3 separate regions of the Homo sapiens genome follow, and all the other regions are linked to region 3. A link is a loop called in an ENCODE intact Hi-C map of the cell type or tissue named here. Cell type or tissue: heart right ventricle. All regions are shown on one strand.

Region 1 (8,000 bases), 110 kb after region 3:
CCAGAGAAATTTAAACTCACAGGCCCTCGTTTAGATAAAGGCTTCCAGCTTGAAAGATACAAGGATCAGTCTTCTGAACTGTGAGGGGGGTGGAAGCTGAACAATAATAAAGGGTACTTTCTATTATTATTTTTTCTAAATACACATCCCACAAAAAGGGGATAAAGAGATAATAGTTGAAAAGAATTCACAAGGCCTTTATATATATTTTCACATATTGTGATACATATGTATATATACACAATGTATATACATATATGCATTACATAAGGATATGTAAAATATAAAATATTTTAGTATCTGTAAAATATCTGTATAACATTATTAAAGTATCTGTCAAATACAGATCAAAAGCCACTCAAGTGATACTCACTGGAGCACTAAGACATATACGGTATGGTTAGCCACCCACACAATTTTCATTCTCATTAGGACACACCACATGTATGCTTAAAACACCTGTGTCAAAGAACAAGGTTGGCCGGACACAGTGGCTCACACCCGTAATCCCAGCACTTTGGGAGGCCGAGGAGGGTGGATCACTTGAGGTCAGGAGTTCAAGACCAGCCTGGCCAACATGGTGAAACCCTGTCTCTACTAAAAACGAAAATTAGCTGGGTGTGGTAGTATGCGCCTGTAGTCCCAGCTACTCAGGAGGCTGAGGCAGGAGAACCTCTTGAACCCGGGAGGCGGAGGTTGCAGTGAGCTGAGATTGTACCACAGCACTCCAGCTTGGGCGACAGAGCGAGACTCTGTCTCCAAAAAAAAAACAAAGAACAAGGTTAAGGAGAAACATGGTTGAGAGTCAAGAGTTTGTTTAATGTCACTGCTCTGGTGCTCTGGGGGGTGGCAAGAATCACAAGGTAAGTAACAGTGAAGTGGACCCTGGAGCTCAAGCACATTACTCACTCAGCTTATTTCCTCTCCTCTACAAACACTTCCAATTCTAGGTTACCTGGTTACACTTCCAGTTCTTGGTTACCTTCCAATTCTAGGTTACGTGTGGCAGATGACATATTGGAGCCAGCTACAGCTGATGTGTGTGAGAGGAGGTCAAGGCTTCCACAGCAAAGCCAGTGACAGGTTGGCACAGATAGGAATTCTGGAGTTGGGGATAAAGAAGGCAAGAATCCACAACAACAAAGATGATGGCAACAGCAACAACACAGGGACCGTCCTCTTCCTTGTCTTCCATTGTACTTGGAGATGAAAGGAGAGTTTCCAAGAAAAATGGCGATACTGGTTTTTCTAGAGTGTTAGTGGTTCCCTAGGATGATACCCAACATACCTGGAGTTCAAGTCCAGTTTTCAGAGTAATAAGCCACAATCACTGCAAAGACAATTTAATCATTTCCCAACTGTTTTAAAGAACTGAGAGAAATTTTCTAACATTTATTACTTTATAACAGGGAAGTGAGTTATGTGTTTTGAAAACCTGGTCCATAAATACTCAGAGACAGAGATGGGGAAAGGAAACAACCAGCTGAGTTTTAAAAATGTTTAATTAGCACCTGTGGTAGGTAAAAGAATGATCCTCCAAAGACACCTACCTCCAATTCTCTGGAACCTGAGAAAATATTGCCTTACATGGCAAAAAGGACTGTGCAACCATGCCTAAGTTAAGAATCACGAAATGGGGAGATGTGTATTGTCTGGGTGGACACAACATAATCACAGGAATTCTTATAAGAGGGAGGCAGGAGGGCCAGAGTCAGAGGAGGAGATGTGAGGAAGGGGCCACAAGCCAAAGGATGCAGGGACCGCTAGATGCAGGAAACGGCAAGTCCACGGATTTTCCCCTAGAGCCTCCAGAAGGTGCCAGCCCTGCCAACAAGTCCGTTTCAGCCCAGTGAAACTGATTTCAGGCATCTGATCTGCAGCTGTAAAATGATCAGTGTGTGTTGTTTTAAGCCACTATGTTTGTGGTAATTTGTTAGGGCAGTGAAACTTGTACAGCTACTCAGTGCAGTGAAAGGTGGGATCCTGGACACAAAAAGGAATGAAAAAAAAATCAATCATGCTAAAAAGGATTACTGCTCAAACACCAAGGAAAGAGAGGTTTCTCAGACCACAAGCTGGAAGCTCAAGCTCTATAGAGTTTAAGGAAGACAAAATTTGGCTAGAAATTTTTTCTCAAGGAGAGAAAAGCATATACGGTGGACCCTCGAACAGGATGGGAGTTGGGGCCACCAACCCCTCACCCAGTCAAAAATTCACATGTAACCTTTGACTCCCCTGAAACTTAACTACTCATAGCCTACTTTTGACCAAGAGCTTTGCCAACAGCACAAATGGTTAACACATATTTTGTATGTCGTATGTATTATATACTATACTGCTACAATCAAGTAAGCTAGAGAAAAGAAAATGTTACTAAGAAAATAAGAAAATACACATTTACTATTAACTAAGTGGAAATGGATTATCATAAAGGTCTTCATCCTTGTCATCTTCACATTGAGTAGGCTGAGAAGGAGGAGGAGGAGGAAGAGGAGAGGTTGGTCTTGCTGTCTTAGGGGTGGCAGAGGCGGAAGAAAATCCACGTATAAGTGGGCCGGTGAAGTTCAAACTTGTTCAAGGGTCAACTGCAATTAAAAGAGAACCACTTCCTGACAGGATAGATACTGAAACCTCCCACCGAGGGGTCTCAGGTGCAGTGGTGTATGGGGCTCCCGACATACACAGGTAGTATGTAAATACCCCTAACACAGTCTTCCCAAGGCCTGGAATCCACCCTTGAAGAGTAGCAGGTCTTCGAGTCTTAATGCTTTTCGGTGTTACACTCATCCTTGTTGAACATTCAGTTAAACCTAAGGGGAAGGGCAGTATCCTAACCCCAGAGGCACTTGATGCAGTCCAAGCTATTATCCACAAAGGATGTATCAGGCTGAGAACATCTTTGTTTTTTTTGGAATAAATATTTTAAACATCAACTGCAGGAAAACATTTGTAAGTTCTGATTTAATCCCTCTAAGATGGTTATCAGTGAATACTGTAACAGAGATAATTGGAGAAGAGGCATCCGACCCCACAGTCTGCCAGGAGGAAACCCATGGATGTGGCAAGTAGGGTGGTCCAGAAAGGATGTTATGTCCCATTAAAGCAGACCACACTGACCTATGACCCGGCTGGGATGGGGCAGCCGTGGTTTCCACAGAAGGTCTCTGCTCCTGCTGCTCCTCTGTGGACGTAGGGCCCTAATGTGACTGGGGATTCCATGGTCAAAGGGTCAGGGCAGAAGCTTCTGAGAAACACTGCTGACTCTACTAGTGATGTCCTGATGCTGTCAGAGAACCCAGGGTGCCACTGATACTATACTTACACACAGCACCCATGCCAGCCAAACTCCAAGACTGCCAAGGACTGCCCAGCATTACGTAGGAAACTTCTGAATGTTCACAGAAACCAGGGTAGAGTCAGAGCAGGGAAAGGCAGCCTGCCCTTCTCCACTATCCTCTTCCCCGCACTCCACGAAGATGCAGCCTGCCCTTCTCCACTATTCTCTTCCCTGCACTCCATGAAGGTGAGCTTTGCTTTGGTGCATCCCCAGGGTCCAGAGGAGCATCTGACAGGTAACAGGCACTCACAATTGTTGAATGGGTAAATGAATCAATGAATGAAGGTTGGGGATGTGTTATTTTATAATTCCAATAGTGCAAATCCCTCAACTCATGTCTATCTCTTCCTGATCCCTGAAATGAGATGTCTTCCCCTCCGATCCCCCAGGAGGGGCCTGCTTGTTCCTCTCATACACCAGTCTCGTCAGACTTGTATTGTGGTCACTTAGTTCTTAGGATTTTCCTTTTCAAAATAAAATGCAAAAAGCTAAGGGCTGAGCCTGCTTTACTCGTCATTATACCCACTGCAGCTGGTCCAACGCCTTCCATGTAGTAGGTGCACAATAAATACTTGTGGGTCTGAATTGGTAAAACATTTTTTCTTCAATTCTTTTTGGAGCAATAGGGTTTGCATAGAAAAGCTCACTTGTATTACTGAGCAGATTACAGTAGATCAGTGTACTTTTTTGTTAAAATCAGGTTCATAATTACCCTGTAGTAGGAAGAACTGCTATAAAATAATAAGAGGATACTTCAGTAAGAGAATTCAGGTTCATTAATGTCTAAGGTTCTGCCAGAAATGAAAAGCGTTCTTAAATCAATTTATCAATATATAAACACTTGATATTAATGTAGATATATATGCATATATTTATGATTAGATTTACTGATTAATAGGCTTTCCCTATCTTTGACGTAAGAAGAGATAAAAATAAAGTGGCATATTGCACTGAACAAACGGCGTATGGCATGCTTTATAAATACACACACTTTGTCTCTCTCTCCTGCATACACACAAGCCCCAAACTCTGCCTTTCAAGATACTGGCCTCTTGCCCTAGTTGGAGGTGGCTAAAAGGAAACTCTTAGGATCCTGGACACGATCACTGCCTTACAGACTGTCTGGGGCAGCTCCCCCATTACCTGCAGCCAGGAGGGCACCTTTGCTAGCGCCTCGGGAGCAGTCAGACACTGTCACTGTCCCTTCCCACAGCCGCGGGAGGTGCTCTACCCACATTAGCTATGCCCCACATCTGGCCATTTGCTGGGCCTCAATCCAGGCACCCCACAAGGCCACGGACGGTAACAAGCGCTCATCAAAGGTCTCTGTCAACAGAATCCCCTGCTTTTCTGTCCTTCCCTGGAAGTTGGCAAGCGAGAAATGAAGGCCTGAAGGGCAGTCGGGCCATTCTGAGAGAGGTGAGCCATCAGCGGCTGCGCCGCACTGGGCCTTCATTTCTGCCTGGGATGGGAACTTGTCCTTTGAAAGAAAAAGGAAAGAGAAAAACTAACATTTACCGAGTTCCTAGGAAGATAAAACAGATTTATTTCATGACAGTACTACCAGGTATTTATTCCCTTCTAAAGTTTCGCTTTTATTTTTATCAAAGTTCTACTTGCACAGATTCGAAGGGTCAAATAATTCTCAGGACTTTTCCTGAAAGACAGCAGCCCCCATCCCCTATCCTGCCACAGTCTGCCCAGACGACCTACAGGAGACCTGTTTTCAACTCTTCTAGTTGGTTCCTTTGGTGGGTCTCTCTGTAGCTTTAAACAAGCTATTTTTCTTGCTACTTCTGGTTTGTTATTTGTTTTAGGCATTGCCTCTGTATCACCGAAGAGAAGCACTTAGCTCCTTCATGCCTCACATCTCCTGCCCATGCCTGTGCCCCTCCCGGATCTTCCTGATGTGGGCATGCGGAGACTCCTGTCAGATCCCCTTTCACACTGTTACCTGTTCAGGTCACTACTGAGCTCCACAGTAAACTAAGATGACTTCTTCTCTGTGCAACGTTCTGTTTCCCCCAGCTTTCCCAGCTGTGTTAACTTGTCATCAGCTTGGTTTCTCCTGTTGTCAAGGGGGTGAGGCGTGGTATGCTGGCTATGAGTGTGGACAGCCTGGGTTCAAATCTCAGTTTTGCCACTAACCAGCTATGCCATTTTAGACTAATGATTAAGCACTGAGTGCCTCAATTCCCTCACTGATAAAAGGAGGATAATGACTACCATCTAATAGGGCTACTATCAGGATTTAATCGTTAATACACACATGCTTAGAACTGTGTCTGACACACAATGAACACTCAATAAATAGAAGAGGCAATGGTTGTTATTAGGTTTGCAATTACTTAATCCTCTTGAAGTGTCCCTGAAGCCTTCAGCTCTGCTCCAGTCTGAACAGATCCCCCTCTGATGATGACCGCGCAGCTGAGGCTTTGGGATGGTTCTTGCCTTGCTTTTTTTGTTGCAACTCTTACTTCGTGGATCTTGTCTTAGCTTACTTCTCGTTTTGGTGGAAACACCTTGCTTTTATCATCTCCAGAGAATAAATCTCCAGACTTCTACCAAGATGAAGGCCTGTTGGTGATTGGCAGAGTGGTCCTTTTGCTACACGTCAGTGAGGAGAAAATCGAGGGTTCTGCTCCTCAAACACATTTTCAATCGACAGTCCTGTGTTAGCCCTACTTCAAGAGGAAGCTTGTACTACTAACTCCTGAATCTTTTGGGGGGTTTTGTAGTTCAAGCTGGATTGCTTCTTGATTGTTCCCCTGCCAACTTGGATTTCAGCTTTCTTGGGTCTACTGAAACCTAACTGCTCCACTTCTCCATCTGCTTTTCAGCTTCCAAAATTATGTTGCTGATGTCTCCTCTCCCCGTCACTTAGTCTCTAATTACTTTATACCTGAGAGGGAAAAAACCAAACCCTTTACTATTACTGTATTGAGAGGCAACTGAGGTTAAAGCTTATGTTCAATCTGCCATCTTTAATCAAAAGTCTATTAACCCTACATCTTACTGGTACAGTAGCTGAGGTACCACAAGAGGGTGAATAATTGGTGGAAGCTCGCAAAACCAGTAAGAATCAGAAAGTGAACTCAGGATCAGGTCAGCCTGATCCTAAAGTCCAACCCTTCCCATTGGAGCACACTCCCTCTCCAGGGAAACGTGGGGCCTCTTCCAGTAGGAATTGTTTATTGGAAATGTGTCCCACTTTGGCCAGGCAGGGTGGCTCATGCCTGTAATCCCAGCACTTTGGGAGGCTGAGGCAGGTGGATCATGAGGTGAGGAGATCGAGACCATCCTGGCTAACACGGTGAAACCCCATCTACTAAAAATACAAAAATTGGCCGGGCGTGGTGGCGGGTGCCTGTAGTCCCAGCTACTCGGGAGGCTGAGTCAGGAGAATGGCGTGAACCCAGGAGGGGGAGCTTGCAGTGAGCTGAGATCGCACCTCTGCACTCCAGACAAAGTTACTACAAAATGTCTTTACAAAGTCACCAAAGCTCACCATGCCGCAATTTGTTAGAGGGTTAATTTTTTAAATTATAATGGTGCTTGGTAAATCTCCTTGAATTAATGAGCCTTGCAGAATTATGGCTGATGTGAAAAGGTATATAGTTAGCATCTGTTTGTTCTGTGCATATATCTCTCTTCCATGATGTACATATATTTTAAGGAACATTTCTTTGGGTGCTTTTGAGACTCTGTCTCAAAAAAAAAAAAAAAAAAAAGAAATGTGGCCCACTTTGACATCGGTACCAGGATAACTACCATTAGACCTTGAAGATTCAGGTGACATCTCTCGGCCTACTGCTGGTACCGTGCCACATTCCATGTCCCCCTCCTGAATGCCCCTGCACTTTTGCTCCGTGAATTCTTTTAAAACCCCAGGCTCGGTCCTCTGACCTTAGTTAGAAAGGTTTCCTAACAGGAAAGAAAATGGGTCCGGCAGTGGGGCCCTTTCCCTTGCTTGCCCTATAATACGATTGTCACCTGAACCTTTCCCAATGATCAAAGTACCTGTAGGAAATCTAAGAAGCCCCTTCTCAGAAAAAGTCTGGGGTCTTTTTATCAAAAAGGCAATGAGAAGGATATTTTTAGGCCTCACTCACCAACAATTACTGCTTTCAACTCATGAGCAACCCTAGACCACATCTGCCAAACTTGGCCTGTGGGTCCCCATCAGTCTATCCTACACAGCCTAGCGGATAAGAGTACGGGCTCTAGAATCACATGGACTGGGGGTTCAATCCCAGCTTTGCCACTTACCTACTTGTGTGGACTGAGGACAAGTTACTCAGTTCTCTAAGCCTTGGTTTTCTCATCTATAAAATGGTAATAGCTGCAGTATTCACTTTATTGAGTTGCCATCAGTTTAAATGAGATATCGTATATTAAGCATTAAGTATAATATCTGGTCTGGTGCCAGGTAGGGCGAACACCACAGTATCCTTCACGGTGTTCCTGGGAATGAAGCCCCCAGCAGCCTGCACCCTCAGCTCCTGGCCCTGCATGTAAACCTCAAGGGTCACCAGAAGCTTGCCTCAGGGTTCCAGGGTTGCCCCCAACCACTCAAATCTTCCAAACAATGTGTACTGGGGACAGAAACTTTGGTTATGTAAAAGTTTAAAAGAGTGAAGTGATGCAAGCTACTTTAAGGATA
Region 2 (8,000 bases), 260 kb after region 3:
CAATGATTTCTCCTTCATAAAGACACCCAAAAGCCTTTGCTAATTTCCTTCAGGAACATGAACAATGCAAGTCTTGAGAGGTAAAATCAGAATAAATTATTAGTGACCCCAAGGAGAAGACATGCCCTTCTTGTTTCATTTTGTTTTTAATTTGGCTGCTATTGATTGAGGTAGCATAGAGGTAGCACCAGGTAATGGAAAGAGCATTGCCCTGGGAGTCGGAGGACCTGAAGTCAATTCCAGAACTGGCTCTCCCTCTAATTAGCTGTGTGGCCTGAATTCAGCTGAATCAGAAGCAAGCCCACCCCCCGGGCCTCCTATTATGTGAGCAATTGAATTTCCTTTTTTTGCTTTAGTTGGGTTTCTGACTCTTGGAACTAAAAGAGTGCTGACTAACATCCCATTCTTATCATCTCTTGTGGTTGCATTTACTGGGCGGGTAAGCCAAAAAATGCCATAAATAAAGCATATTCTGATTATAGCAAAGCACTTGGCTGAAGTCCCTAGAATATACTCACAAAAGAGAAAAGAGGACTCAACTGTTTATTTAGATGGATCTGAAACTTGTTGAACCTTTATATGTGAAAAGTTCTGATTAATGAATGTGTACACATGGAAAGAGGTTTCTTGTATCCTCTAACAGACTCCTGAACCTGTCCCTGTTCTATTTAGGGTTCTCAGCAGCCACTCAGAGAAATAAAAGGGGTGCTTATGAGACTTCTAGATCCCTCAAAGCTAGAAGAAATCATTAATATAACAGAGGCATGAGTCAAGATTCACCAGTTTAATGAGGAAAACAGAGAAAAGGCATGGTTAGGGCCACAGGTCTACGAAATGACCCTTTTCCTCCAATAGCCCTCCTAATACATTACCTGGCTTAGGCATTACCTGGCTTAGGAAATGAGACTCTTCTGTTTTTCTCTTTGGTTTTTATGGCTTGTAATGAAGTTTCTTGTCTGCTTGTGTGTTTTTATTCTACTTTGTGCGCAGGGTATTATTTCTTAATTGTACCTATTCCTGGAATTATTTGGGAAACTTGCCCATTTGTGATTAATTAGCTTTTTGATTATTATGTGTTTAAGAGCCTTGTGCCTTCAGGCATGTGCACCTAAAAATTAAAATGTATTAATACGAACATAATGAAATCAATATGATTTTATGTAACTGCATGATTTATGCTTATTGAGGAAGTTATTTAAGTATAATTTATAGGTTAGTTCTTACAGCACAAATGCTTTCCTTCTCCTCATTTTCTCTTTTTCTCCTGCAGGAAAATTGCAAGATCCCTTAAATACCTTCTCATGTACAAAATCTTCATCTTGGCATCTATCATTCTTTCTTGTTCTTACTTCTGTCCCTCTACCATTCATGTGCTGGTTTGACTAAACGTTGGACCAATCTGGGGTGAAAGTGTGGGACACTTGTGCCATCTGGCCTCTCCTTCTCCCTCCTGTGTCTTGAGAGAGAAGGGAAGCTCAGTCCCCTCTGAGCTCAAGCATGGGAGACAACTCAGGCTCTGATCCTCAGGATCCCCGCAAGCCCTGCTGAGGGAGGGAGAGGAGGAGATCTCACATCAAGCCCACTGGGGGGCTGCATCTCTGCATACCGGTAAAGCCCAGCACAGACAGGCACTCCTAGGCATCGGCCTGCCATTAATAAATACCAGCTCATCTCTCATTGGCTCATTAACTTCCTGAGGTCATCTCCTCTGACAGTGAATCCCCAAAAGGACAAGAGGACAAGAGGGGGGTGGGTGGGGCTCAGACACAAGGCTGGGAACCCGTTCTACTACATATGGGGTCAAGCTCATCACTGTGTCAGCACTCACGTACTCGCTTCTCACGCGGCCAGCGCTGGTGAGTGTGCTAGCTCTCTAGCAGGTCCAGGGGCTGCAAAGATGAGTGAGACACAGGCTCCGCACACAAACAGCTCACAACCCTCTCCCGCGCTCAAAAGGCACCGTGTGCCCACCGTGTGCAAAGCCCTGGGCGTGCGGCGGGCATTCAGGAGCTTAAAGACTAACTAGGGCGAAAGACAGGCCAGGCTGCGGCGGAACTCACGGTCAGACAAATGCTCTCTGAGGTCTGAAGGGGAGAGGCTGCTTCAGCTCCGCAGTTCTGTTGGGGTTGCCTGGAAGGAGGCAGGCCAGGATGGCACCCTGCAGGGAGAGGGCGAAGGGACCAGGCAGCATCTCCCCTAAGGGGTCGACCCAGGCAGAGTCTTCCCTAAGGGGTCGACTAACTCATCTGCCACCCCTGAGGAAAAATAATGTAACGTTTCACTCTGCAGATATCCACAGAATCACTGAACTAAAAAAAAATTTGAAATGAGGCAAAATCTTTGTTTAAATAGAAAAGGGAGCAAAAACCAACCAACCAACCAAACAAACAAACAAAAAACCCCTCCAAACCCCAGCCTTTGGTTGTCCTATAAAAATCTAGCGGTGCTGCCTTCTTGCCATCTATCCAGATGACACTCTCCTTAATCCCCAGCCCAACACTGGCGGGCCTCACAAAATGTAGAGCTAAAATTACAGTTAACACCACCATAAAGAGCTCCACATTAAATGAGAAAACAAAATTGGGCGACATAATGTATTTTGAGTAAGAGGAAAATAAACCAGAAACGATGTGTATATATAAACATGTAGAGGAGTGTGCATATGCTATGTGTTGGTATATATAGATGTTGTGTTGTGGATAATGCTCTTCCCAGTAACCTGTTTTTTAAAAACCAGCACACTCCAGCAGGTATCCCCATAAAGAAACCACCCACTTTCTGCAGAGACCACAGTCCCCACGCTCAGTCTTTCCTGCTGAGCTTCCACAGCTCTCCCGCTCTGGCGCCAAGCTAGATGGACCACCCTCTGGACATCCTTTTCTCCATCATTATCGACTCCTTGGAAAAGTAAGCCACTCACAAGTAGCTGGGACCTCTCGCCTTACCCTTAAGAACCCATTTTCCTGCACTATGCCCATCGAGTCTGCCCCTTGTCTGCCGAGCTGCACTGGAATTGTAAAAACCAGGACCAACTGTGTCCTACCAGGAACAACTCACTTCCCCAGTGTGCTCACGAGATTTCTTTGTGACATTTTCATCAGCTACGTGGTGTAAACTAGGAGCCATTCACCAGACGGAGGGGCCGCTGCTTTAATCAAACCTTGTAACTTGTTCCCTTTCTCTTATCTGCATACGCAAACCCAGTGTCACCCTCGAGCTCCACGCCAAGGAATGCTGGGCAGGAGAACCTGGGCAAAGCTGGAAGTTTAGTATCTCAGGAAGACAGTGTTCTCAGCAATTCTGATTGGGTGAAATGAAATCTTGGCTACAAGGTTAACAGCTTTTACCTAATGTCTACGTCTATTCTCTAAGGTTGAAAATGTTTTTTCATCCCTTCTATCAGGGATTGGCAAACTATGGTGTGGCCCTTGGGGCAAACACAGCCACACGCATGCATGGATGTATTTCTCTGGTTGCTTTCACACTACCATGGCAGAGCCGAATAGTGACAAAAATCAACTGGAGACCAGCCCGCAAAACTCAAAATGTTTACTATTTGGTCCTTTACAGAAAATGTTTGCTGACTCCTTCCTTTATATTTGTCACTAAATACTGTCGTTTCTTCCTCCGAAAGTCTTCTCCATTTCTCAGTGCCCCCTCATTTCCAATGATAGTACTATGATTCAAATTCTGTCCACCTCTCCGTGCGGGATAGCTTCCCATTCCAGTCCGCCCTGCGTACGGCTGCCTGGCTGTCATCCTGTCACTTGCTGAATCCTCTCAAACCCATGCCCAAGAACATACATGCTCTTAGTTGCCACCAGAGGCAATCTCCTAATTTTACCTTTCAGGGCCTTCAATTCAGACTTCGGTCTCACTTCTGTCCTGTACCCTTTGGGCCTGTGCCCTCCCTGTGGGTACACCCATGCTTTCCTCCACTGCTGGGAGGGCTTCAGCCCCTCCCCCGCCCCACCTGCCAGCACTCTGCTCCCCTTTCCCCAAGAAGATCTCCTGCTAATTCACAGATTCCCTCCTGGCCTCTCTGCATTCTGCCCTCTGGTTCAGTCCCTGCTGTCATGTGTTCACTCACTTGAGCTTGTTTCTTGCTGAATTATCTGCTCATCTTATAGATTCCAATGGTAACAAAAAATAAATTAGGACAAAGACTACAAGAAAGATTCTGATGAGAGGAATCCACGTGGGGGATGATCCCCTCGGAGATGTGGCATCCAAAACTATACTAGGTCTCAACATGGGGATCACCTACATTCCTGGTGAAAATTCCTCTCTTGGTGCACACTGCACTTAATGGTTTATATCACTGACTTGATTGTTTTCCCAGACATTTCACATCTTTGCCTTTCATCTCTTCAAAGAGTTAATAACTCCCCATTAGAATATGCATATATATTGCAGTGCTAGAAAATAAGTAGAGGAACTTAATAACTTATTGTGAAACATAGAAGCATACCTTGCTTTAATAAAACTTCATGCCTTGTTCCCTTTCTCTATTTGCCTATAAAAACCCAGAACTCTCAATCACTTGCTTACCAGACATTCTGAAATTGAGAAGCAAAAGAAACCTTCTCCTACCTCGGGGCATAAGCTCTGGCCACCCATCCCATTTGGATCGTCAGGTTTTAACAGGCTACACACTTATAAACAAATTCTTATACACCTCTAAGTTCTTCTCCCCTGCTCTCTGCTTCTCCCTTGTCCCTCTGCTCCCTCCGGTCTTCTCTCTGTGTGCCATCATGGCGTGTCCGCAGTCTGACCCACTAGCCGGGAGGCCACTGAGAGGTGGGCTGGGACACTGGAAAATGAGCTTCATTTAGAAATTAAGCTCAAATCATAAGTTCTGCCTCTCTTAAAAGCTATTACCATTGACAATGAACAGCTCTGCTTCCTCTTCACGTTCTCTTAAAGCCATCATGAGCCCCTGCCTTCCACCCCAGCCTGCCAATTACACACTCCTGTCAGGGGACTTTCACTTTTAACTGCTTTTTACAGACATAAGTGAAAGTACTAAAAATTAAAAGCTGAAAGGAGATGAAAAGAAACATGCTTCAAACTCCTTCTCAGCCATTACGAATCAACAGGAGCTAAACATCAGATTTTTTTTTTTTAAAGAGCTTCCTTTTTATGAACAAGTAAAACGTATGTAGAAGAGAATACCTCAAACCCCAAATGGGTTGTGCATGTAACATTTTAACTCGTGTGCCCAGTTCCTAAGTAAATGTTACCAGTGTGACCACACTTAACAGTGGAAAGCTAGTCAGCCATGGCAGAGTTCAGCAACTGCTATTGTTAACCACACTGTAAATGTGTTAGAAGCCATCACTTTTTTTGCTGCCAAATTCTGAAACCTCTGTCTCTGAAAGGCTGCAAGCACTGTATTCACAGAGAAGGTAGGTGGCAGAAAGGGGTTAAAGAGGTTAGGTGTCTGTGTGAATCGGATTTTAGAAAGATCTAAAACTCCAAACAGCAGTGTGCATGCACTCAAATGTGCAAAACTGGAAAAAGTCATCCTATGTTGAAAAATCAAAGCCATTTACAGTAGACATGTATCCAGGAAAGGGGGCAGTCTTTAAATATATGGTTAGCCTCTTAGCCTCTCTCTGTGAAAAACTCTGGATTGCCAAGAGCAACACTGAAGATTTACTGTTATAGTCAGATTTCCCCTGCTATCTTATTGTTCACGAACTTTCAGAGCGATTCTCCATCTAGCTGTTTTCATGAATGCCTCAGTGATCAACCACTGAAGCAGATGACCTTTCTCACCAGTTGCCATGTCTATTAGCTAAATCTGCTCTTTCCCCTCAAAGCAGATCCTTCCCAGGCTCCAAGCATCTTCGTGTAATGTTATGAAGGTTTGTATATGCTGGGTGTCCACAGAGTGATACCCGTCTGGAATCTTAGGCAGTGGTGGGAGGTGCTAGAGACAAACCAGGGAAGCTTCTGCACTGATCCCAACCAAAACATGGGGAAGGAGCCTGCAGAATTGTAAACAGAAGACAATTCGGTGGTTAAGAGGCTGTGCCCAGCCCCACTCTCTCTAGCTGCCCATTTGAATGTTGGACCAACAGTGGGGCATTCACAAATCTTGAGAGTCAAGGTTCAGGTTTTAGTTTCAACTCACAGTGGGGTTCCTCTATTCTGCTGGCCTTGTTTTCTCTCTGCTAAAAAACTTCCGTTAGAGTGACTCTCCTGACCCCACACCCTGCCCTTTACTGAGTCCCGCTAGGAGCTCAGTACTCCCTAGGAGGAGCAAGTTACTTGCTGGTCCATATTTCTGGATGAGGCGGAGCTGATCTACTAAAAGACCTTGAAGTTGGGAATAGGCTTTCTTGCCCTGCTCTCCACTGGGACAGCTGAGAGACTATGCTTGTTATGCAGACCCCACCATTCTCCAGGTTGGGCTGGAGGGGAGGGAGGGAGAGCAGGTCCTCTTGATGCAGATGCAAAGCCATGTGATTCCATCAGCTGAGGAGAAATAAAGCTGACATTCTCTTTCCTTCACCTGTTTCAATGTCTTAATTTGCTTAAAACTCAGGTGGAAAAGAAAAGACTCTTCTGGCTGCCAACAGCAAGTAAACTTAAATTTACAATAGCAAAAGGTTAATTTATTATAAAAATGTTTGTAATATTATAATAGCTGGTGGAACTGAAGGGGAGTCTCAGGAAAAACCACACCCTGGATATCAAACATACTGTTTTCATTCTGCATCTGCTGTCTTCCTTTTCTGTTTGCAGACTGGCTACCTCTGCTCCTCAAGTGCAAAGTTGAGAAACATGATTGTTCAATGCTCTCAGGCATCGCATCCTATAGCTTCAGCCATTGAAGAGGGACAGTATGTTGCGGGAAGTCAGGGACCCCAAACGGAGGGATCAGCTGAAGCCATGGCAGAAGAACGTGGATTGTGAAGATTTTATGGACATTTATTAGTTCCCCAAATTAATACTTTTATAATTTCCTATGCCTGTCTTTACTTTAATCTCTTAATCCTGTCAGCTGAGGAGGATGTATGTCGCTTCAGGACCATGTGGACAGTACTCTTTCTTCTCTTAAATCCAAAATTCTCTGGCTAAAAGTGTGATTGCCTCCACAGTGAGGGGACCATTGCCAGACAGACAACTGTCCAAGTTGGAGTGGAGCTACTCAATTAAGAAAGGGGGTCATGGTGGAGCAAAACCACTAAGGCACAACAGGAACTAAAGTATCAATCTGGAAGAGCGAAGGAAGCTCCCAGGGACTGAGCTGCTGGGCCTCCAAGCCTTTTCCATCTAATCTCAGCGTTTTGAATTCTACCATGTTTTAAACCTAAAGATTCACAAAAGCTATTAATAAAATAGCCATATAATTTATCATTCACACCAAGACACTTCTGAGAGTGAAAGTAGGTACCACAAATAATTAAAATTATATTATTTTGAAATGTCTATTTATTGACTGACAAACTGGTTTTCTCATAATCATGGATCTATATAATCACTCTTATTCAGAAACTATTTTCAAAACTAAAATCTTTCTTTAAAAAACGTCCAAGCCAGGTGTGATGGCTTGCATCTGTGGTCCCAGCTACTTGGGAGACTGAGGTGGCAAAGACTGCAGTGAGCCGAGATTGTGCCACTGCCCTCCAGCCGGGGTAACAGAGAGAAAGACCCTATGTCAAAAAAGAAAAAATAAAAGTCCACATACATTAAGGCAAAATATAAAAACTTTATATTCTTTACATTCTTTATGTTAATTATAAACATTTAAAAGTAATATAAATAGTAATTGGTCTTGGCATACATTTACATACCTTGAGCAGTTTTGTAACTGTATGTTTTGAATTCTGTCCTGGTATTTCTCTAAAAGTATTTGTGTTTGATACGAGCTTGGTGTCAGTAATTTTTGTCTCTTCCTTAATGTTGCATTTTGTGCGACTTGAAGTTGTTGACGTCTTCAATGGATGTTTCTGTTAAGTCCACACTATTTTAATTTTTGAAAACACCTA
Region 3 (8,000 bases):
CCTGGCTTGGTCATCTTTGTCCTGCTTTTGTCCTTCCACTTTCAGGGAAGATAAGCTGCTATGCTGTGCCTCACAGGGTTATGTGCATTTTGGCCACATATGCAGCCCCCGTTTGGATCAAGCCACAGGAGGAAGTTACCACTGAAGGGCTGTGATAAACAAGCTGGGCTGGGGGTGGAAGTTTTCTGTAGGGACCTCCTGGGGATTCCCGATAGCACATGGAGGCCTGCCCCATTCCCTCACCCAATGTCAGCTGCCTGCTTTAGACCAAGGGAGAAATCAAATCCTCTCCCCACCTGGCTCTTTCTTTTTCAGTCCAGCTCAGGCCAATGGCTCTGCTCTGTGGACATTCCTCTGGGGTGGGGACCCTGACTCCTGGGGGAGGCACTGCTGCCCAAACTGCCCCAAGGACCTCCCACAAAGTAGAGTGGTCTTTTCTCCTCACTTTGTGCTCCGAACAACAGTACTCCAGGTACCATGCCCACCCAAGCCTTTCAGGCACCAAAACGCAGCGAGACAGAAAAACCTGGCTTTGAGAGGAAAACAGAGGCTCTCCAGGAGTGGGAGCTTATGAAACTACATAGCCAAGACCCCTGCTGCCACCAAGTGCTGACCCATTCCATTCAAACTACAATTGCTCCATTTACAGTTATTTGGTTTTTGACAAGAGCACCAAGACTATCCAAGGGGGAAATGTCTTTTCAACAATTGATACTGAGACAACTGGATATCCACATGCAAAAGAATGAAGCTGAATCCCTACCTCACACCACACACACACAAACTAACTCAAAATATATCATATATCTCAATATAAGAGCTGAAACTATTATCACTCTTAGAAGAAAACAGATGAGTAAATATTCATGACCGCATAGGCAAAACCTCCTTAGATGACACCAAAAGCACAGGTGAAAAAATTAAAAAAAATGATAAACTTGGAATTCATCAAAATTAGGCATTTTTTTTAATTCAAGGCATACAATCAAGAAAGTCAAAAAGGAACACACAGAATGGGAGAAGATATTTGCAAGTCATATACCTGATAAGGGATTTGTATCTAGAATATACAAAGAACTCTTACAACTCAACGATAAAATAGCCAACAACATAGTAAAACAAATGTACCAAAGATCTGAATAGACATTTCTGCAAAGATAAACAAATGGCCAACAAGCACATGAAAAAATGTTCAACTTCAGCCATCAGGGAAATGCAAATCAAAACCACCATGAGATACCACTTCAGGCCCATTAGGATGCTCATTTTAAAAACAAAAGGAAAATAACAAGTATTGGAGAAGATATGGAGAAATCAGGGCCTGTTTAGAAATTGACAGGACTCTGCAAATTATAAAGTGCTAATTGGGTGTGAGGTGAAAGTATCATTGTGGCAATTATTATCACATTGTGTTTTTTCACTGTTTCACTCTGGTCCCTCCTAGCAGAAGAGCTGGTAATATGGCACCTCTAAAAGTTATTGCCAATTGAAGATGGATGGGGAAAAATCTGTTTTCCTATTTCTATGTGCTCAGAAAAAGGCCTCTATAAGGATTCTTGGGATTCAAACAACTTATACAGAGCATTTTGATGAATTAGGTGTAAATGATTCATAAATACATGGATTATGAGATAAATACTCATAATATATAGATATGAGAGAAATACTATTTAGCAGAATGTTTGTTTGGTGATTCTGTTGAATTCAATAGAATCAAGTGAAAGTCAACCAGGTTTGCCTTTTCCTAACATGAATGATGACAGAGAAGGCTTCATTTTCTAGAAACTTCTGTGTGTAGCTTTCAGATGACAGGACATACTCCTGTCTTCCTTTTTCATGTTGGAGAGCTGAAAGAATGGAGCTGGCAAGTGGTCAGGAGTGGAGGACCCTGGTCCCTCATTCTTGAAGAGTGGTCTCCCGAGGAAAGCCACAGGCACATGGAGCTGAAGGTTCTTGGAGCTCATCAGTGAACAGATAAGAAAATTGATTCCTCAAGTGAAAGATGCCCTCAGCAACCAACTCCAAGTGTCTGGATTCTAGTTCTGCTGGTTCTTTTATATCACCCAATGCAGCCTCTTTTAGCCCAAACCCTTTTCAGTCTTCCATCTGCCATGACCTACACTGTCTCTCAGTAACAGCGCAGCAGCAGCAAACATTTATGCACCAGTTTTGTACACCCGTTACTGTTCTGAGGCATTCACATACACCACCTCTTTTAAGTATCATAACCCCATTGAGTAAACAGCATTACTGACCCATTATACAGATGAGGAAACTGAGGCACAAAGACCATAAGTAACTTACCTATGCTCACACAGCTAACAAGTAAGTGGCAGGGCTGGATTCAAAACTAAGCAATCTGGTGGGAATGTAAAATAGTACAAACCACAGTATGGTGGTTCCTCAAAAAGTTAAACACAGAATTACCATATAATCCAGCAATTCTACTCCTAGGAATATATCCTAGAGAATTGATAGCATGTGTTGAAACAAAAACCTGTCCAAGAATGTTCATAGCAGTATTATTCACAATTGCCAAAAGATGAAAATGTCCACTAATATCTGGATGGATTGGCCGGGCGCGGTGGCTCATGCCTGTAATCCCAGCACTTTGGGAGGCCAAGACGGGTGGATCACTTGAGGTCAGGAGTTTGAGACCAGCCTGGCCAACATGGTGAAACCCCGTCTCTACTAAAAATACAAAAATTAGCCAGGTGTGGTGGAGGGCGCCTGTAATTCCAGCTACTTGGGAGGCTGAGGCACAAGAATGGCTTGAATCTGGGAGGTGGAGGTTGCAGTGAGTGGAGATCGCCCCACTGCACTCCAGCCTGGGCAATAGAGTGAGACTCAGTCTGAAAAAAAAATTTTTTTTGGATGGATTAACAAAATGTGGTATATCCACACAATGGAATATTATTTAGCCATAAAAAGGAATGAAGTACTGATACATGGATGGATACTAGATGGAATGTGGATGAACCTCAAGAACAGAAGTGAAGAAAGCCAGATGCAATAGAACACATATTGTACAATTCCATTTACAGAAGATATCCAGAAAAGGGGAATCTATAGAGATAGAAGGCAGACTGATGGTTACCAGGGGTCATAGGGGAGACTGCTTCATAGGGATATGGTTTTCCTTTGGGGTAATGACATATTTTACAACTAGATAGAGGTGATGGTTGCACAACACTGTTCTCATACTAAATACCACTGAATTGTACACTTTAAAAAATGGTTAATGTTATGTCAATTTTTCCTCAATTAAAATAATAAAAACTAGGAAATCTGGTTTCAGAGCCCAGCTATTAACTGTCACCCTCTTCCTTTAATCCCAATGTCCTCTAAGAAGTGACAAGGTTTGCAAGTTATGGAGAAGAGTAATTTCTTTTAACTGTTCTGTTAAAAAATGAGATGGAATGAGCCCATGCTCCTCTCTGGCTCTGCCCTTCCACCAACAGAGGGCACAGCTGGACAGGAAGAATGACTGTGAGTGGGGTGGGCTGTGCCTGGGGCACAGACGATTTAATGTCTTTCCTGCTTATAGGGGCATTAAAAGGTGGTCTGGGAAGCCAGACAGCTGGCTGGGAAAATGGGATGGCTGCAAGGGTAAGAAAGGAAGGGTAAGAGCATGGGGGCCGGGGTGGGCACCACGAGGTTGCTACTGTCCTCCCCCAACTCACGCAGGCACACTCATCAGGACAAGAAGCCTGCCCCGAAGGACAGAACAGGCTGCACTGACTACCTGGAGTTTTAGAGGCAAACAAAAGTTCTCTTTTATGTACTTCACAGCTTCTACTCATAGGCAAAGTAAACCAGATTGCCCATTACTAAGTCTGAGAGGTCAAATCCCATTATAAGGAGTTTGAAGAGAGATTCTAAAAAAATTTTTTTGGTGCTACAATTTCATTGCATTGGGGTATTGGCTAAAATGAGTTGGTCACTGGATAGAGTTTGATTTTTTTTAAAGATTTTGGTATAGGCATCTTAGAATGTTTGAACCTCTGGGGCTTCCATTGTCACCAGTTTATTCATAGATTCCTTTAGTTATTCAACAAACAGCATGTTTCAGTCACTGAGTTGGACACAGAGAAGCACATGAAGGGGACCCAGTATCTGCCCTCAACCAGCTCACATCCGGGAGTTAGCAGCCTGCTGAGGTCCTGCAGAAACCCAGGAGCCGGCTGAGCAAAGGACTGTTCCCTAGTACGCCCATGACAGCAGGAGGGGCTGGTACTTGCTTGGCGATGAAGTCAGCCACACCGCACCCCACGTGGAACCTCATGTTCTCCCGAGATTTGCTCTTCAGTGCATAATTTCTCCCACCTCCCCGAGAACACTGACACGCGCTGTTTGTCTAGTACAGTGCGGCACTACAGGGCCCACCAGAGGGCTTCAGGTTATCCTGCCTGCTAGGAGCTTACCTCTTGAGAGGGGCAAACAGAATATAAGACAGCCCACGCTCCCTGCCATTGGCAGGTGATGAGCGATGCCATAGTACATGCTGTGCCCAGGGCCCACCTCTTCCACTCTCCCACTGCCGCCCGTCAGCTCCCCTTCTGAGAGATTCAGCCTGGCTCTTGAAACTGGAAACATGACTCAAGCTTTTCCTGAAACTTACTTTCACTTGGATCCTGGTCCCTGCTCCAGTGTGAATGCCACCTAACTTTACCATCCTGTACAAGAGTAGCTGCTTGTGTGGAAGCCGAGAGCCAGGGCCAGAGGGGCAGCCCCGTGTGGGCCAATGGGAGAGCTGGGCTGGACGGCAGAATGCAACAGCAGGGAGGGGATGGCATATTTCAATGCCGCCTCCTACCAGAGCCCCTAGACCAAAGACAAGGATGTATAGGTGCTGAGTATAGTCAGGGCTGGATCAGTGAAGCATTCTCAAAACTATAAATGTTTAAAAGGGGTCCCTCCCCAGTGATTATTTTCTTTTCCCGATCAACTTAAGTGATACAACTAACAAGTACCAAAAGCACTGCCAAGAGTGTCACTGCTCTCCAGTTCAAAGTGTGCCAAGAAGGAGATTTTCTAAAGAACTCTCAAGCCTTATTGGAAAGCTGGCACAAGGGGTCAGAGTGTTAGCGAGGGTTGGAATTCCTCTATCATACAACCACTTGGTTTACCCTGGCAACCAAACAGGCTCTGCACTCAAAATAAAACCTTTCCAGGGGATCCAGCCAAATCCCAGCTCCTGCAACATCCACAATAGTCTGCTTCTCCATCTGTGACAGAGCAGCGACTTCATGTTCTTGGATGGTGCGCTCAACACCTCCCAGAATAGATCACATATGACCAGCAGTCACTGCAGCTGCCATCTATTCATGCAGGGATTACTCAACGGGAGAGAAGATGCTGTCACGGGGCAGCTTCCATTTTCAGAGTAACAAACACTGGGTTTCCCCGGCTCACTCCTCATCTGTCTCCTGCTTGTCTGATGCAGAAGCTCAGTCTGGAGCTGCCCACGTCAGAGGCACTGTGCATGGCTGCGAGGGTCAATACGTGCAATGCTTTAGTGGGTAGGGCTGGACTCGGGCAAGAGGCACAGTAAGGCAGGAGGAGGAGGAGGAAGTGAGGACAGGTTCCATGGCCTCTCCTGAAAATATAGAAGTGAATGGGCATGGTGGAGTGGAGAACCAGACTTTGCAGCTAGAGAAACTTGGTTCTAATTCCTGCTCTGCCCTTTGCTAGCTGTGCGACTCTGGGCAGCTTACATCACCCTTCTCGCCTCAATAACTCCATCTGCAGAGTGAGGCGAACAAAACTTGCTTTCCAGGGTTTGTGAGGACTGAATGAGGGGGCGTGTAGAGTGTTAATACAGAGCCAGCCACCCAGAGTAGGCGCTCCATACCTACGCATCCGCCCCATCTTCCTCCTTTACTCCTGTGGCTTATTGGAGAGTGTAATGAGGCTGTGGGGGTGAGGGACTTGTATTTCCTGTGTTTCTTTTACCCTCCTCAGAGTTTGGACTCTGACTTTGGACTGAGGATGGGAAGAGATTCCTTCCCCTGGAGCACGGATGCATTAGTTAGCTTTGGCTGCAACAGTGAAGTGAGGAGTGGAAGTCAGATTGGGCAGGATTTAAATAAGTGGTCTGGAAACTAAGTAAATCATTTTCCCCCTTTACCTTCTCTATGTTAAAAAAAAAAAAAAAAAACCAAAAGGGAAGAGAAGATGAAATTCTGATCATGAGACTTAGGGTCTCATGACTCTATACGGTTTTCCTAATGAACTGCTCTGGGCTTAATGCAAGAAGAGGACACAGGCCTGGAGGCAGGAGGCCTGGGTGCCAGCCCAAGCTCCTGTGATGACTGTGTGAATCTGGGCGAGTCATTTAACCTCTACTGGCCTCATTTTTGCCCCCAGTGACAGGAGTGGAATAAATGTGCTCTGAGGCTCCTTCTGGCTCTAGAATCCTAGGAGTCACCTCAGAAGACAGAAGAGATCCTTTTATTTATTTATTTATTTGAGACATGGTCTTGCTCTGTCACCCAGGCTGGAGTGCAGTGGCAGTGGCACAATGATGGCTCACTGCAGCCTCGACCTTCTGGGCTCAAGCAATCCTTCCACCTCAGCCTCCTGAAAAGCTGGGACCACAGGCATGCACCACCACATCTAGTTAATTTTTTGATTTCATGTAGAGACAGGGTCTCGCTATGTTGCCCAGGCCAATCTCAAACTCCTAGGCTCAAGCAATCCTCCAGCATTCCCAGAGCCTGCACAGGAAGAAAGGGCAAGGCTAGGATGGGCCCATGATATGAGCGATGGGAGCCGGAGGGAAGCACGCTGGCCTAATGAGGGCAAAGTGCAGCGTGGCAGGGCCCACTGAGAAAGCCATCGTGCAGATGATGGGGCTCCATCAGTTAACAATGCTCTGGACACTTCTTCGCCCCCTCCATCTATTCCCTTTGTTATTTCGCAAATACCATACACGCACTCCCCAGAGGAGGAGAGGAGGTTCTCCTCCTCGTTCTCACAACGGTCTGTCCTGGGCCTGACGCTCCTGTGGGGCCATTCTGAGCGGTGCCTCCCCCAGCTCCCAGCCAGTGAACACCAGTGTTGCCGCTCCCTGCTGCTGCTGTGCCTGTGATTTCCTCCCAGAGGGATTTCTGTTCCTCAGAGTCAGTCACAAGAAACCAGTCCAGATGGTTCCTCTGACAGTTACTGCCTTGGGAAAGACAACTCCAATCCAGGCCTTGATGGAGGCAGGGCCAGAGGCAGAGAGAGAGAGGGCCTCCCCCGCCGGGCCCAGCTCCTAGCCAGCACACGTCGGCAACGTAAGAGTTCCTTAGAGACACGTGTTTTGCAGGCAAGAAATGCTTTTTAACATCAAATACTCGCCAAGTCCTCAGGGATGTTTCAAAACACCCCCAGGTTTTTATTCCCATCACTCCCTGTGACTTCTCCTGGTACTTCCCAGTGAGTGTCTCCTGCCAAGCACCTCCTGCGGGATGTGGCCGAGCTCCTTGGTCCTTGCATGCGTGTGTATATGACAATAACTGCTCCGGGGAAATCTAATGGACTCTCTTATGGAGAGACTTGGGATGCAGACTCGCCCAGCTTTACCACTTCTCAGTTACAGAGTCTTGGGCTAGTTCTTAATTTCTAGTCCAGGTTCTCCTTCTAAAATATAGATCATGAACTAACAAGAGTTTTTGAAGGAATTGAATGAAAAAAATGTATAGGTAAAGTGTTAAGTGTTGTTCATGCTAACAGTTAACAGTTGGTATTATTATTCAGGCAGCTGAAGGTTATCCACCTCTACTTCAGCCCACACAGAAAGACCTGAATGACCTTAGACAAATTATCTGAGCCTCAACTTCCTCGTCTGTACAGATGGATCACTGATATGATACATGCTACAACATAGATGAACCCTGAACACATGATGCCCAGTGATTATTACTAGAAATGCAAGTTGGGAACCCACATTATATTGAAAAACAAAACAAAACAGACAACAGCTCACTGGTGTGCACACAGCAGGGGGGCTGCAA

What was found. Peaks named below come from ENCODE experiments on the same cell type or tissue, not always from the same donor. Only the 100,000 strongest peaks of a DNase experiment are listed, where the experiment ranks them.
Region 1: a loop joins it to region 3, with 2.0 times the contacts of the local background. A loop is called at or near these places in 2 of 110 quality-filtered maps.
Region 2: it touches region 3 in a loop (2.8-fold over the local background); 6 of 110 quality-filtered maps call a loop at or near these places.

Annotation. Positions count from the first base shown.
Region 1 is chr6:5,649,328-5,657,327 of GRCh38, reverse strand. All of the region lies in intron 6 of FARS2 (phenylalanyl-tRNA synthetase 2, mitochondrial), which reads right to left. Among named protein-coding and RNA genes, the nearest start is that of FARS2-AS1, 200 kb to the right of the region's middle. In heart right ventricle, no CTCF peak of the experiment used is centred here; a DNase peak (open chromatin) is centred at 3,327; H3K27ac peaks cover 271 bases.
Region 2 is chr6:5,504,513-5,512,512 of GRCh38, reverse strand. The region is part of intron 4 of FARS2 (phenylalanyl-tRNA synthetase 2, mitochondrial); the gene reads right to left. Among named protein-coding and RNA genes, the nearest start is that of FARS2-AS1, 50 kb to the right of the region's middle. RefSeq lists an enhancer at 5,017-5,146. In heart right ventricle, no CTCF peak of the experiment used is centred here; a DNase peak (open chromatin) is centred at 3,212.
Region 3 is chr6:5,761,929-5,769,928 of GRCh38, reverse strand. All of the region lies in intron 6 of FARS2 (phenylalanyl-tRNA synthetase 2, mitochondrial), which reads right to left. Among named protein-coding and RNA genes, the nearest start is that of NRN1, 240 kb to the left of the region's middle. RefSeq lists an enhancer at 5,345-5,534. In heart right ventricle, CTCF peaks have their summits at 3,453 (motif pointing right) and 5,082 (motif pointing right); DNase peaks (open chromatin) are centred at 4,468, 5,248 and 7,195; H3K4me3 peaks cover 334 bases; H3K27ac peaks cover 4,577 bases.